Regions from separate parts of the Homo sapiens genome. Here region 2 is linked to region 1. The links are chromatin loops, found by intact Hi-C in ENCODE. Cell type or tissue: PC-9. All regions are shown on one strand.

Evidence for each region. Hi-C counts contacts between places; a loop is a spot of excess contacts. Peaks named below come from ENCODE experiments on the same cell type or tissue, not always from the same donor. Only the 100,000 strongest peaks of a DNase experiment are listed, where the experiment ranks them.
Region 2: it touches region 1 in a loop (14-fold over the local background); 7 of 110 quality-filtered maps call a loop at or near these places.

What each region holds. Positions count from the first base shown.
Region 1 is chr5:95,639,791-95,647,790 of GRCh38, forward strand. RFESD (Rieske Fe-S domain containing) reads left to right here and starts at 6,987. Exons shown (of 6, transcript NM_001131066.2): 1 at 6,987-7,027. In PC-9, CTCF peaks have their summits at 4,743 (motif pointing right) and 7,350; DNase peaks (open chromatin) are centred at 7,011 and 7,421; H3K4me3 peaks cover 1,355 bases; H3K27ac peaks cover 1,087 bases.
Region 2 is chr5:97,173,228-97,181,227 of GRCh38, forward strand. It overlaps RIOK2 (RIO kinase 2), which reads right to left. Exons shown (of 10, transcript NM_018343.3): 2 at 5,828-5,966; 3 at 4,505-4,621; 4 at 3,889-4,064; 5 at 1-36. It also overlaps the pseudogene RNU1-73P. Among named protein-coding and RNA genes, the nearest start is that of RIOK2, 6.0 kb to the right of the region's middle. In PC-9, no CTCF peak of the experiment used is centred here; no DNase peak of the experiment used is centred here.

The DNA of each region.
Region 1 (8,000 bases):
CGTACTACAGGAATCCAAGGTTTGTCCTTCCACAGTTCCCTCTCTGGCCTAGAAGGCAGAATGAAATCTGAAGCAGTGCTGCCTCCCCAACCCCACAGAGACAATTTCCAGTTAGGCACACGCGGAGCTCAGCCGCCTTACATTTTAAATGCAGCTGGGTATAGATTTAGGTGACGAAGTGGGGAAGGGTTCTCTTTAAGAAAAAGATACAAAACAATACATTTAAAAATATATGTAAAAGCGAATATTTAATTAGAAAGAATGATCACAAAAAATACAAATATTTTAAAATGGCCATAACAGCAAACATTAATTGCCAGGCATACCTCTATAATACTTTTTGTCTACAATCTTGTCTACTTACTCTCTAGTCATCCCTTCACACAATAATTTTATGATAATATTTTATATAAATGGAACAGATAGATAATTCAATCTTTCCTACAGTATTAATCTTTTTTTAATTGATAGGAAGCATAAAACAAACTTAGTTTGTAGACTCGGTACAGGTTTGTGTACTTTAGACATAGGAGTTCTGATAAATTCTATTTCACGTGATTCCCATCAAAAAAGACGTGGTGGATTTATAGTTTACATGATGTCATTATTAAGCACATTTCATGTGTACTGTCAATGAGAACAGAATCCCATACTTACAACATTACCGAACATCTGATGATAGAATTTTCTACAGCCTAATTTCTGGCTCCATCCATTTCAAATCTGGCTTCTGCTCTAGGACTCACATACTTCCATGTCGGGCACTGTCCCACCTTCACATTTTGAGAGAACCCTCGCCCTCACCCTCATTTGGGTATACAGGGAGAGTCACCACAGTGGGCAACTGGAGAATTCTTGGAAGCTATAAACCATACAACTATATCCCACTAAAACCAAACTAAATGTATTTCCAACTCAGACGCCCCTTAGCCAGGTCCCCAAAATGTCTGAGTGACAGAAGAAAAACAATGGCCTTGATCCACAGAAGTTAAATTACTTTGCTTTTACACATTTTACAAAAACATTATTATCATTATTCCTCCCTGTCTTCTTTCTCCTTTCTGAACAATTCAGTCCTAAAGCCAGTAGGTGGGACAGAGCGGGGAAGACACACATGCTGGCTAGGGGGATGAGAAGGAGGAGTGACCAAGGTGGCTCACAGAGGAGTGTCAGAGCCCTAGTGGGATAGATGGCAACATGGTGTAGTGACATAGCACGGCCAGCTCAAGCCCAGTGGGAAGGGAATCAAGGGGCAGCCTACAGAGGCTCAAAGTCCAGTCTCTGTGATGTGCCTTCATTACCTGAATCTAATCAGGAGGAAACATCAGATGAACTCAAACTGAGGGATATTCTACAAAATGAATGGCCTGTAATCTTCAAAAATGCAAATATCATAAATGTTAAAGAAAGACTAAGGAGATATCTCAGACTGAAGAAAGCTAGAGACATGAAAACTAAACATACAATCTTGATTCTGAACTGAATTTGAGGATTAGATGGTAGTGTGTCAGTGTTAACTTCCTGATTTGGATGGTTGTATTGTGGTTATGTAGAAGAATGTCCAGATTTGGAGAAAATACATACTAAAGCATTAGGGACTGACGGGGCATCAGATTGGTACTATACTCTCAAATGGGCGTTTGGGAATAGAGTTTCCCTGTATTTTTCTGTATTTTTGTGTTTGTTACCAAATTATATATAATTATATATGTGAGGGGTAGGGGTGAGAGGGCGAGAGCATATGACCATGTGAACACATTACTAGTGTCCCTCAGGACCTCAGGATCTTGGAAGGCCCCATGCAAATATGGGAACCTGAAGCTTCAGTTTCATCAATATCACTACCTCTAACTGCAGCAAACCTGACTCTACCCACTACTGTCTGAAAGGCCAAAGTCCTTAAAGACATAATTTAGACCTTGTCTTAGTTATACCTGCTTTCTTAGGTCTTTGTGGCCTCCCTATCTCTGCTAACACTCAGTGTAGCAGAATGAATATGTTCTGAATGTTGTTGAAGGTCAAGGAGCAGCAGCTTGCACCCGAGGCCCACGTCACCTAAAGCTCTCTGGGGTTTGCCTTTGCTGGGCCCACATAGCTCTGTTGTGTGTATTTGCTAAGCCTGGCTTGGTACAAATGGCCAGTGTTTTGCTTCAGGCTCAATGTAGGTTCGGTGGTATTTGCTGATCAGACTCTCTTCTCCACACCCCCACTTACGTCAGCTGTGTATCATTTGCTTAATGCTCAGGACTTGGAGTCCCACCAGGAAGATAAAAATCAGCAGTGAACAAGAAGTGTTTCAGCTAGTCAAATCTCCAACCTTCACTCACTTCTCCTGGTATGCTCAGCTTAGCTCCTTTCTTCTTTCTACAGATTTGTGTACCTGTAGAGAGGGTACAATCTAGTCTGTCCGCTAGAGAGGACAGTTTTAAGAGAGTTTTGATACATAAGTTTAATTCAGGAGGCTGTTAGTCCCTTTGGCTGCATGTTTAAGCCACCCCAATTGAGACGTTCATAATTAAATAAAGCTCACACCTTGATCTCTTTCTGTGTCTCTCAACTGGTTCCAAACTCAGGCAGAAAATAAAAGAAAGGTGTTATTGGGCCCTCTCAAAGTCCAACACAAATAAAAGATGATGGTACCTTCAGGGTGGTGATAGCAGATAAGGTAAGAAGCGGTGTGATTTCAGATAAATTTTAGGAAGAATTGGCAGGACTCAGTGCTGGATTAGATATGGGGGGATATCAAGGGTCCCTAAGACCCCCTTCACATTTGGAGATTCACTAGATTCTGGGACTCATTACAGTTACGCTATTACAGAAACGTAGTAAGGATACACAGCTGGATTGTAAAGAAAAAGACTCAGGCAGAGCATGGAAGACTTCGTGTGCAGGATTCCTAAGTGTTCTCCCTTTCGCGAGGGGTCACACAGACTGCATTCTTCCTCCAGAAATGAAAATGTAGAAACATGCCTGCAATGTTTTTGCCAGGGAAAGACTGAGCCTCAGCAGCCAGAGTTTTTACTGGACATTGGTCACAGGCACCTCTGCCTAGCAGGTACCAAGTTCTAGAATCTCAGAAGGAAAAGCAAGTGCATTGTTTGTACAAATAGCTTACGCACAGGGAATCACTTTTATTATTTAGGGAAAGCTTTGTATGTGTAGGTGTAGGTGTCGGATAAACTCACCTGATAGTAATAATTTATGCATACCCTCAGAATGACCCCATATGGCAGATGCACCTGAATGTATGTTCTGAGCTAGGGAATCTGGGAGTAGCTAACCTGAAGAGTCATTCTTTATCTATGAGAAACATCTAATATAGGGGACTGAGGCCCTGAATTTTGGGATACATGAAGGTTGCCAGGTGGAGATTGTTAGGGGGAGGGTATAAAGTGAAAATACCATATAAACTGCATGATGGTTGCAGGCGGTTGCAGTTTTCCTGCCCATCCCACCACCACTGGACTCTGTAAGCACCTAATAAAACACCATGTTTTGTTTGCTGGCTCTAGGTCTCTTCTTCGGCCTCTTGAACCTGGTTCCTTTCCTACTGAGGTTAATAGGGCTTTGGCACGACAGTAAGGGACTGTTTACCTGCCAAGTTCTCACATGTCAGCGAAGGGCCAACCTTACAAGCAGACCTTTTTAAGGATAGCAGTCTCAGGTCAGCTATGCGAACTCCTTTCTCTACAGACGGGCAGGAAGGGGTGCGACAAGGAAAAGGGAAGAGTCAAGGAAGACATGCAGATTTCTCCCTTAAGCCTGAAGATGGACAGTGTTGTCACTTATAGAGATGGAGAAGACAAAGAAATGCAGATTTATGGGAGAGAACTAGTATTTCGATTTTGAACACAATGAAATTAGAGATAGCTATGAATTATCAGGTTAAACTATTGTATGTTATAATAAAAAACAACCTTAAAATTCCAGGGGCCTTAACATAATAAAAATTTATTTCTCACTTAAGTTATGTGACTTTCACGGCCTAGTGGAAGTTAGGAAATTGGTGGGGAGATGTAGTCTCTGTTCTGCATAGTCACTCAGGGACCCAGGCTGGTGGAGGCTCCACCATCCAGAATGTTGTTAATTCTTATGACAGAGAAAGAGGCAACTGGAGAAGTCTCATCTCAGCTTTTCTATGCTTCAGTCTACAGCCCATTGTTCAAAACTGGCCATGTGGCCGCAAAAAACTGTAAGTGGAGCTGGAAAATGTGGGGTAGTTGATGGGATATCTGGTGAACACCACTGTTTCTGCCACAATAGCCCCATAGAAATGTCAAGTAGGCATCCCCAACAAACGTATGTCTGGAGACATTCATTTAGGAGTCATAAGCACATAGGTGGTATTTAGAGCCACACTCACTGTCATGTAATCTGAGTTCCAGGGCCTAGTAAGGGCAGTATTATCACCCTTTTCTGGTGTGAAGGAGTAGGAAATCCAGATTGGTGGACACCCTTCAAACTTCCCTGTAGTGAAACTAGCAGCACACAGGTGCCTTCACTAGCAGTCAAGACAGATTGTGGCTTAGGATTGAAGGCAAGTTTTTAACTTCTCTAAGAGGGGAGTCTTGGTGCCTGAAAAGTCTGCCTAGAAACAGCCTGATGCTCACGGCAGAGGGACTAGGCTCACAACTTTCAGTTGAAACCACACATGAAGATATTGAGAGCCAAAATCAGGGGGAAAGCTGGCCACAGGAACCACTAGGTGTCACTAATAGGCCAAAGTTAGAAGCGCGGAAAAGGAAAGGCTAAAAGAACAAATGAAGGAAGGAAAGAAAAGGTAGTACCTGCCCTAAGATGGCCACAGGTGAAACTTAGTGGTAGCATTGCTAACATTGTTCTATTAAAGAAAAAAAAAAGGCAAAATAACAGTAGAAATTATGAACTTTATTCTGAACAATAATGACTTCCAAATAGACTGGATGGGTTCTTGCTGTTACCTAATGTGCATGCCTGTGTGTGAATGGTTTTGTGCATTTGTGTGTGTGTGCACTTGGGAAGTGGAGAAGGGTAGTTTATTCTGACCTCCATTATAGCTTTCCAAACATCACATGACTAACCATATGAATACTTTTGGTAGAGATAAAAGAAAGTTTCTCTTCTTTCATCCTACTTGTGTGTATATGCATGTATAACTACTGAGGTCTTCAGTTTATTCAATATCAAATTTAAGGTCGATGGATCTAAGATGTGTCCTTTTTTAATGCCCAGAATATGACAAAGCAAAAAAGGATTTCTAAAATGGCAAACCTTATTTAATCCTTCGATGACAAGCTGGGGACTACTAACACCTTCCATGTGCCAATAAAATCATTTGGGATGACTAACAGATAATGGAAATTACAATAAATCAAAATATATTTTATATCTTTGATAACTGATACATCAAAACTAGATAGTTAATTTGTGTTTGGGTCAGTGAAAAAAATGGCCAAAAGGGAAATGACCCAATAAAATATTATTGATCACCATAAAACTGTATTGAAGAGAAAAAAAACAGAAGAAACTAGCACTGGAAACAAATTATTCTGAGCTATTCAACTTCTTACATGTTGAGGCTCATTTAAAAAATGGCATTTATATAGCACACTGAGGTAAATGGACAAAGTTCCTGGGTTTCGGCTGCCCCAGTTCATTGGGCCACCCTAGAGCCTGAGATCACTATGTCACCATACTAAATACAAGTTGTAGTGTTCAACCTTGGGTTCACACTGGAATCACTCAGGAAGTTAAAAACATACATTGAATCTGCCCACTCCCTTCCCACCCCAAATAATCTGTGTTTTATTTTGTTGGTCTGGCATACAGACTGGGCATTACGACTTTTCAAAACTCCCAAGCGACTCTAAGGCATAGCCAGGGTTAAGAATCACTGCACTGGAAAGTAGTCAAGGAAATTAAAAACTTAGGCTCATCTAGTTTCCCAGCTCGGAACACAAATATGAGGGTTTTGGTGGTTTTCTTTGTTGTTGTTGTTGTCAATTCAGGGAAGTACAATGAGAAAAAAGCAAAATTGCAAAGTTCATAATATGAAAGTGAAAACTCTCCATCTCCTCCCAAAGCAACCACTATTGTTTCTTTTGATTTTTCGAGAAAAAGTTTATGTACATACCTGCATGTTTGTATTTCAAAAAATAATTGTTTACATTAAAGAGAGGACACCATATATAGTATTCTACGCTTTGCCTTTAATATTCATTACATGATGGGCCTGTCCTTTGAGTATACAGTACACAGCTACGAAGTAATTCACATGTCTGTACTGTTGTGCTGTGTTTTATTGAACCATTCCTCCGTGTTATCACTTCAGCTATTTTCACTACTTCACAGCAATAAACATTTTTTTTTTTTTTGAGATGGAGTTTCGCTCGTGTTGTCCAGGCTGGAGTGCAACGGCGCGATCTCGGCTCACCGCAACCTCTGCCTCCTGGATTCAAAGCGATTCTCCTGCCTCAGCCTCCTGAGTACCTGCGATTACAGGCCTGGGCCACCACGCCCGGCTAATTTTGTATTTTTAGTAGAGATGGGGTTTCTCCATGTTGGTCAGGCTGGTCTCAAACTCCCGACCTCAGGTGATTCGCCCGCCTCGGCCTCCCAAAGTACTGGGATTACAGGCGTGAACCACCGCGCCCGGCCTTAACATCCTTATACATGGGTTACCAGCATCGCGACGACCTTCTGCAAATATTTTTATAGGGTAAATAACTGAATGAAGTCGCTGGGCGCATCTAAAATTTGAATAAATGTAATGAGATCAACAAACAACTAAAAAGTAAACTGATGCTATCCACATTTGTCAAGTACACGAGTATGCCTGCCAGTTTGAAGGTGCTGGCGCGGCGCTGTTGGCCAGAGATCTCTATCAACCAGGGTCATCTGCCGGCAATGCCATAGAGGCGGTCCCGGGGGCGGGCCTTCTTGGGTCACGTGGACGGCCTCGCCCCGCCCCCGTCGAGGCGCCGCGCACGTCTGGAGCTCTGGCTCGTGCAGTAGCGTCACGCGGAGGCGGAGCGAGGACTCGGGGACAGTAAGTTCTGTTCTCGCCGCGCAGGGGGCGGGCTGGCGGGACCAGCTGCTTCCGGCTGGGCTGCGGGCGTGGACTCCTCATTCCGGCTGTGGCCGCGCCGCTGCGGGGCCTGAGGCCCTCTTGGGTTTTGGTTCAGCGTTAGTTAACGGTTAACCCGCCAAGGCGGGCTTCCGCCCAGGCACAGGAGACTCACCGAGCTTGTTCACCTTGAAACTTGGGCCACACCTGAGACCTGCCACCTAAGGGGGGTACGCGGGTCGTTTTTAACAAGCTTTCATGGCATTTGTGCCATGAAAGCTCTAAAGTATAGAAGCTGCTCCAGGGCTTCCGCAGCCCCGGCCGTCCTGGAGATACTCGCCTCCTGGAGTCTGTGTCGAGAATTTGCAGCACCTGGACAGCCACGTGCAGTCTCAGAACTGCAGGCGGTCTTTACCGAAATGTTAAACACAACTTGAAGTTAGGCAGGATAACTGCCAGAGCTGGATGGACCTTAGAGGTGCCAGCTAACGCGCTGTGAGCGTTTTCTGCGGTTAGGCCTGCTCTAAACATTTGACATGTGTTAAAGCATTTATGTGCTTTACCCACACCCCTATGTGGCGGGCCCTTCTTAAAGTAAAAGAAACTGCAGCACAGCGAAGTTAAGCAACTTGCCCCAAATCACGCAGAACTGGGATGCAAACCCAGGTCTAGCTCACTCGTGATCACAATTCAACATCATACGATGGTGCTGATTTCCAGAGCAGCTCTGTGACTTTATATAAAATTATTGGGCAAGCGTTCAATTGTAAACATTCGTGAACATAGCTGTTGCACATTAGCGTTCCTTTTTTTTTTTAATTCAGGACCATCTTTGGTGACAAATATAAATATCAATACTATATATATCACCAATATACATATTTGCTTTGCTAAAAGGTTTCTGTGTCTTCAGGATAGTTTACTTGCAAGCCTCATGTTTTTATAAAAACGTGGG
Region 2 (8,000 bases), 1.5 Mb after region 1:
TGGCTTTGGAACTGGAAATTTCCTCTCATACAATGCCTAAAATGTTGCAAAACAGGTGTAAGCTAATGAACAGGTCATTACTCTTTAAAGAACAATAAAAGTAAATATACCTTTCTACAACCAGAAAAAAAACACACAAACCTTTATAAAATTGTAGTTAACACATGGTTATTTATGCATAGCTTATTTATTCACTGCGTAGAATTAGCCACACATAAAAAGCAAATTTTAAACAAAAGTTTGAATTCACTTTTCCACAAAAAATGAACATTTACAAAATGTTATGCACTGTGCTGGGGTTACAAAAATGAATGTTAAAAAGTTTCTAAACACTCTAAAATTAGTGTCAAAAAGCCCCCAAGAAGCTTACAGTCTCTTAGGGTATATCCTTTCCTATTTTGTAAGTCTCTGACATTTGTTGAAATGTGCTCAAAATATTTAAATTGGAAACAAATTTAGGAAATACTCATCTTCGGACATATTAGGAAATGAGGCATTCTAAGAGATCAGACATTTTGGTTTATAGGGCACTGAACTTTTTCTCCAGGCCACAATATGCAATATAAATCTATTATGTGAAAAATATACACTGTTGTAGTCTGATTCAAGTGTTAAGACTCTCCATACATCTTTTCCCCTAAGCTTACTGTCTTCAATCTTACTGTTTACAAAGCCCTGTTATTACTTTCTTTAAAATACCTTAGATTTATGCCCTTTGACATTTAGAATGCTAGTATTAGGAATGGCAAAAACTGCAATTACTTTTGCACCAACATATACTTGTAAGGAGGCATATACCTCATTACTCCACAAGTGTTCTAGCTCTTGCCATCATACCTAACCTATTCTATGTACCAATACCAGACTAACCTGCTGATGTTAATATTCCATTTAAAAATATATACATTGGGATGGGCATGGAGTCTCACGTCTGTAACCCCAGCAATTTGGGAGGCCGAGGCGGGTGGATCAGTTGAGGTCAGGAGTTCGACACCAGCCTGCCAGCATGGTGAAACCCCATCTCTACTAAAAATACAAAAAAATTAGCCAGGCGTGGTGGCACATGCCTGTAGTCCCAGCTACCTGGGAGGCTGAGGCAGGAGAATCGCGTGAACCCGGGAGGCAGAGGTTGCAGTGAGTTGATATCGTGCCACTGCATTCTAGCCTGGGTGATAGAGCAAGACTACACCTCAAAAAAAGTTTTTTTTTACATTGGCTGTAAATTTTCTTTTCAGTTTGTAAATATAAACTTTTCCTGGTTTTCAAAACTCTTTAATCCACCTGTACAGTCCTAGTTCTCCCAATATTCTCTCCAATACACACCAAGAAACGCAGTCAGGACAGTCACCTCAGTGTCACCTAAACACATAGGACTCACATAGATTCATGTCATTGCCCATACCACTTCTCTGCCAAAATGCACTGTCTTAGGGTCAAATAATATCCAAGCTTCATGGCTCCACTCAGCTCCACTCACTACCTGAAACCTCCTCCATCAACTATTCTATCACTTACTGAAGTTTCTCTAAATTCAGTATATAATTAAAAAAAAAATTGTTCTTAGACTTGCAGTGGTGGCTCACGCTTATAACCCCGGTACTTTGGGAGGCCGAGGTGGGTGAATCTCTTGAGGCCAGGGGTTTGAGAGCAGCCTGGGCAACACAGCAAGGTCCTGTCTCTACAAAGCAGGCATGGTAGCACATGCCTGTGATCCTAGATACTTGGGAGGCTGAGGTGGGAGGATGGCTTGAGCCCAGGAGGTAGGGGCTGCAGTGAGCCGTGATCGTGCCACTGCACTCCAGCCTGGGTGACAGAGTGAGACCTTGTCTTGAAAATAAATAAATAAATAAATAAATAAATAAAAGGTTCTGTTTCATGTGTTATCTTCTCAACTTTAAGACACAGATCGTACTGGTTATTTCTTTGGCATCCACTCCTTCACCCTACACTACCCCAGCAATTAATTTCAAAAGGTTGTCTATTGCTTACCTTCTGTGAACAAGAACCAAACCACTTCCCACTTCCCAGATATTTTTCTTTGCTTTGTTTTTAAATACTTTTTTTCAGTGTAGACCATTTTGAGCATACCTAGACAGATCAATAGCACGTGATAAACTTAAAGATTGTGAATATTTGTCTAGAACTTGTGCTATCGCCTAGACCTCATGCTATAGCCCAATCTTTATCTTCTTGTTCCTCTCTTATGAATAATCAATACATTAAGGAGTGCATTTATGTGCAACCAGATTCCATTCCTATACCTTCAATATAAATATCCTGAAAAACACCTACTACCCTTTTGGGAAAATGTGTAAATGATCCCTACCAAGCTGCTCATTTACTGACTGAATATTACAAGATACAAACTATTAGTATAAGAAGTACATTGACATGTATGGTATCAGTATTACTAATTTATGCTGCCTTAAGAAATCTCCCATGATTAGTGAAAATTTAAGTATATAACCCACTCAAAGAACAAGCTGAATCCTCAAGAAACAGGTGTTCACACACTGTAGCAATCTTTAATTCACATTGTTTTGAAAAATGAAGATAAACTATGACAAATCCTACTGGCAGGATTATAAAAACACAATATTATCTTTTGTTTAACTTAGTTATTGTTGGATATATTTAATTTGGATATTATTATATTTAACAATCTATGCTGAACTTAATTTTGAAGGCAAAGTTAAAAATAAAGGATTTTTTTTTTTAATGTCAGGGGACAGTATAAATGTAGTCCGCCAGTGCCACAAAATATGCAGTCAAGTTCCAATATTTGGGGAAACTGCAGGGGTCAGCACACCTGAAGTGCAATGAATAGGCCTAACCCTGAGAAAACCGTCTTTGAGATTTTGACATTTCATCTGCCAGGTTAAGCATTTTTTTCTATTTGTATAAATGTATGAGGTACATGTAACATTTTGTTAAGTATATATGAGAAGTCATCAAGTCAGGGTATTTAGTGTGTTCATCTCCTGAGTACAATACATTTTGTTTACTATAGTCACCCTACTCTGCTATCAAACATTGAATGTATTCCTTCTAATTGTATGTTTGTATCCTTTAACCCACTTCTCTTCATCCTTACCTCTTAAAAACTAAAGATTTTTACCATTTTTGTTTTTTGAGACAGAGTCTTGCTCTGTTGCCCAGGCTTGAGTGCAGTGGCACAATCTTCACTCACTGCAACCTCTGCTTCCTGGGTTCAAGTGATTTTCCTGCTTCAGTCTCCCAAGTAGCTGGGATTACAGGTGGCCACCACCATCCCCGGCTAATTCTTGTATTTTTAGTAGGGATGGGGTTTCACCTTGTTGGTCAGGCTGGGCTCCTTACCTCAAGTAATCCGCCCACCTCGGCTTCCCAAAGTGCTGGTATTATAGGCATGAACCACTGCACCCAGCCAATTTTTACCATTTTTAATATACATATAAATCTATAAATGTTTGTTCCTTTATGTGAAACAAAAAACTAGCCAACTTATCTGAGACACTAAGGTTTCTACAGATGATAATTACCTGGTGTTTTCAATTAGAAACAGACATATGTATAGTTACATATATTGAATAGATATATATACATCCACACATACATATTTGTGAGGTAACAGCATCATTAATTACTTTTGGCTCTTTCATCTTGTCAGCATTACAGAATGTGTTGCCCTTATGCATTAGTAACAATTTAAAATACCTTAACGTAGAAGGAAATCACTTAAAAGAGCCCAAATAATCAACAGAGTTATTTAAGATTGAGTCTGTCTGTAGGAATTGAGTCTAAGGTTAGAGAGATGTGGGGACAACAGAATCACACTTGTCATTAAGGCCTTTGAGACACATGTATTATTTGGCTAAAAAATGCATGACTACAAAATAAAATAAATACCTTCATATAGGCAAATTCCTTCATGGCAGAGAGACGAGATAAATATAGCCATGACACATTGTGCCTATGTTTATGATAATCGCGTTTGTTTTTCAAATTTCGAAACGAGGTTCTTCCTAGTCTGTGAAGCTTTAATGCAAATTGTTGTCCTTCTTCATTTGCAACAATGTAAATATCTAGAGACAAAATTTCAAAAACAACCATTATTACACGTTTATTCCAATCAGTTAAAACAATTCTAACTTTCTCTAATTTTATTTGTATCAAAAATGTCATTTTTCCTAATAAAGATTGAGTATCCCTCCTTATCCAAAACCTTCGGACCAGAAGTGTTTTGAATTTTGGATTCTGGTATATTTGCACATAAATAATGATATATCTTGGGAGTTATTAGAAGAAAATTAATTCCTGGTATAAATGAATTTTCAGTGATAGACGTTCAGAGAAAATAATAACCTACTAATTAAGGACACCTTCTGATTTGTACTGCTTCCAATCAACTTTCCAACTTACTGTTTAGTTAGAAAAAAGGGAAAATTAAAAGAGGAAAGGTTTCTGAAGGGAAAACATAAACTAAAGCAAAGAAAATACTTTGCACAGTACTATTAGCACTTACCTGATTCTTTGCCAACACCCATCTGGTTTCCAACAGACTCAACTACTTGCCTAGAAGAAAGTGTTTTCAAAGCTAGGTAATCATATCCTGCATTTGTCAACCGATAGCCCTGGACAGCTAGACAAAAATCAAAGCATAAAGACCATATTTCAGTTACATTGTACAACCAAGTCACGTAAGTTCAAGTCATAAGAAAGATTTAACAATAAAGTCTTCATTGGAAAAAGATAAACTGCCCAGGCTCACAAGCTTCCAATTTCTTCCTATAATTTGCATTTCTTCTCCAGTGTACTGATAATCAAAATGTGACCTACAGACAGGTCTGTAAGTGTTTGTGACAAGATAAAAGGAGGAATTTAAGTTCAATTTGTATATCAATTTGACCTAGAATTTATGTCTGTTTTTGTATATCTGTTATCCATTTCATTTTTCTAGTAATTATTTTTTTGTATTTTATAAAAGTAAGGATCTGTGATAGGTTGGAAAAAACTAATCCTTCACCACAGATGGTTTCAGAAGTAATGATCTAGGGTATGACTACTGATTGTATTTTCCAAAGATGGTAGCCACAATAGCTTTATCCTATATGCTCTTCTGCAGTACCTACATGCTCTTCATGCTCTTCTACAGTACCTACATGCTCTTCTGCAGTACCTACATGCTCTTCATGCTCTTCTACAGTACCTACATGCTTTTCTGCAGTACCTACTTGCTCTTCTGCAGTACCTACATGCTCTTCTGCAGTACCTACATGCTCTTCTGCAGTGCTCTACCTGCTCTTCTGCAGTACTCTACCTGCTCTTATGCAGTACCTACGTGCTCTTCTGCAGTACCTACGTGCTCTTCTGTACTCTACATGCTCTTCTGCAGTACTCTATGTGCTCTTCTGCAGTACCTACGTGCTCTTCTGTACTCTACATGCTCTTCTGCAGTACTCTACCTGCTCTTCTGCAGTACTCTACCTGCTCTTCTGCAGTACCTACGTGCTCTTCTGCAGTACCTACGTGCTCTTCTGCAGTACTCTACATGCTCTTCTGCAGTACTCTACATGCTCTTCTGCAGTACTCTACGTGCTCTTCTGCAGTACCTACATGCTCTTCTGCAGTACCTACATGTTCTTACTACTATTCTTTTTTCACCTCCTTTGATCTGGGTGTGCCCTGTGATTATTTTGACTAATAGGATATGGCCGAAGTGTGTTCTGTCAGTTCTTCGTCTAATGCTTTACTAGTCTGGCAACTTCTACTTCTTGACTTTTGGAACACTTGCTCTGGTGGAAACCAATTACCTGAAAAATCACAAATGGTGCCTCAAAATACTTACTTTTGGTACGCTCCCAAGCTATGAGTTTATGTTTCACTAATTCTCTTAAAACTTTATTACAGCCACCATGTTTAAGGCTGGCTATAGAAGCAATCAAACTGCCGGGAACAATTTCATGGTTCTTCATGCCCATTTCAACCTGAAATTAAAGGAATCATTATATAATCATAATCAACACAAAGCCTTGTCTATCAAAACCCTGCGAAATTAACTTCTCCTTGAAGCTTTCCTGACTATGCAGTTCTCCAACTAATTCTGAGACATAATCACTTCCGTCTCTTGAAAATATTTTTAATTGCAATTTGAAATCTAATCATTGATATTTGTATTGGCTTTCCATTTCAAGAGTAGGAACTGTGAGTGCTAGACATACTGATGACATTTGGTCAATGCTAAAATACTTGATGACACCTAAACATTTGTCTTTAAAAACTACAGATATGCCAGATATTTATTAAGCAGGTATTTAATGAGAAAGTACTACATGTAGGCATCGTAGAGGATATATATATATATATGAATGATAGACTGGATAAAGAAAATGTGGCACATATACACCATGGAATACTATGCAGCCATAAAAAAGGATGAGTTCATGCCTTTTGCAGGGACATGGGTGAAGCTGGAAACCATCATTCTCAGAAAACTAACACAAGAGCAGAAAACCAAACACCACATTTTCTCACTCATAAGTGGGAGTTGAACAGTAAGAATACGTGGACACAGAAAGGGGAACATCACACACTGGGGCCTGTCGGGGGGTGGGGGGCTAGGGGAGGGATAGCATTAGGAGAAATACCTAATGTAGATGGGATGGGTTGATGGGTACAGCAAACCACTATAGCATGTGTATACCTATGTAACAAACCTGCACGTTCTGCACATGTACCCCAGAACTTAAAAGTATTTTATATATATATATAATATATATATATAAAATATATATATATTATATATATATAATATATATATAATATATATATTATATATATATTTTTAAATTTATTCCTCAGAGGTAAAAAGCACATATATATATATCTCTATCCTACATGCTCTTCTGCATGTGTATATGTATATATATATATATGTATATATATATATATATATGTGCTTTTTACCTCTGAGAAATTTTTATCTCATGATGGAAATTTTAAAAAATGGTATACATCTAAGTTTATTAGAAGTTAAGAAGTGATAAGTGCTTAAAAAGGTAGCTCAGGGCAGAATAAGAATACTTCTAGCTGAGGGATCAGTTCCAAGGAAGATGCAAAACTAGAGACTGACTTTTAAAAGATGTGGGCATACAGAGAAAACAGACAAGGGGATATTAGTGAAAGAAAAAGATTTGAAAATGGCACATATGCAAGAAAGTACTGACCACAGAGAATAGCTGAGTACAGTAGCAGCTCAGATGGGATAGCATATAGAATTCATGCAAACGCGGCTGGAAGATACTTCTAGGATAGAGAAGGCATTAAAATGTAGACCAAATACTTTTATATTTTATCCTGATGAGAGCAGGAAGCTCTTGAAGATGTTTAGGCGTGGGAGACACACGAACAGGGTTATTTTAAGGACATTAATGTACCAGGAATATGCAAATTGGCTTAGAGATGGCAAAATCTGAGGGGGTACTCCGGAGAACTAAGACAGAAGTCCAGCTCAGAGGAAAGAGCCACCAGAACAGGGTAAGTGGTAGTGGTACTGGAAGGAAGGAATAAAAATCTTTAGGAAGTATTATGGGAGAGCTTGGCAATTAGATGTGGAAGGGTAAAGGGAACGGAAAGCCACAATTGGAAGTGATGAGGAAAAGCAAGTTTTAAGATTTTATTATTTTTTTTTTTTATAGAGCTTGGGAAAAGAGAAAGGGGGTAGAAAAAAATTGAATTTGGTTTGAGCACTGAGAGTCAAATAAAAATGTTTAAAGGAAAACTGGAGGCCAGGTGCAGTGGCTCACACCTGTAATCCCAGCACTTTGGGAGGCCAAGGTGGGTGGATCACGAGGTCAAGAGATCGAGACCATTCTGGCCAACATGGTGAAACCCCATCTCTACTAAAAATACAAAAATTAGCTGGGCGTGGTGGTGTGCGCCTATAGTCCCAGCTACTTGGGAGGCTGAGGCAGGAGAATCGCTTGAACCCAGAAGGTGAAGGTTGCAGTGAGCTGAGATTG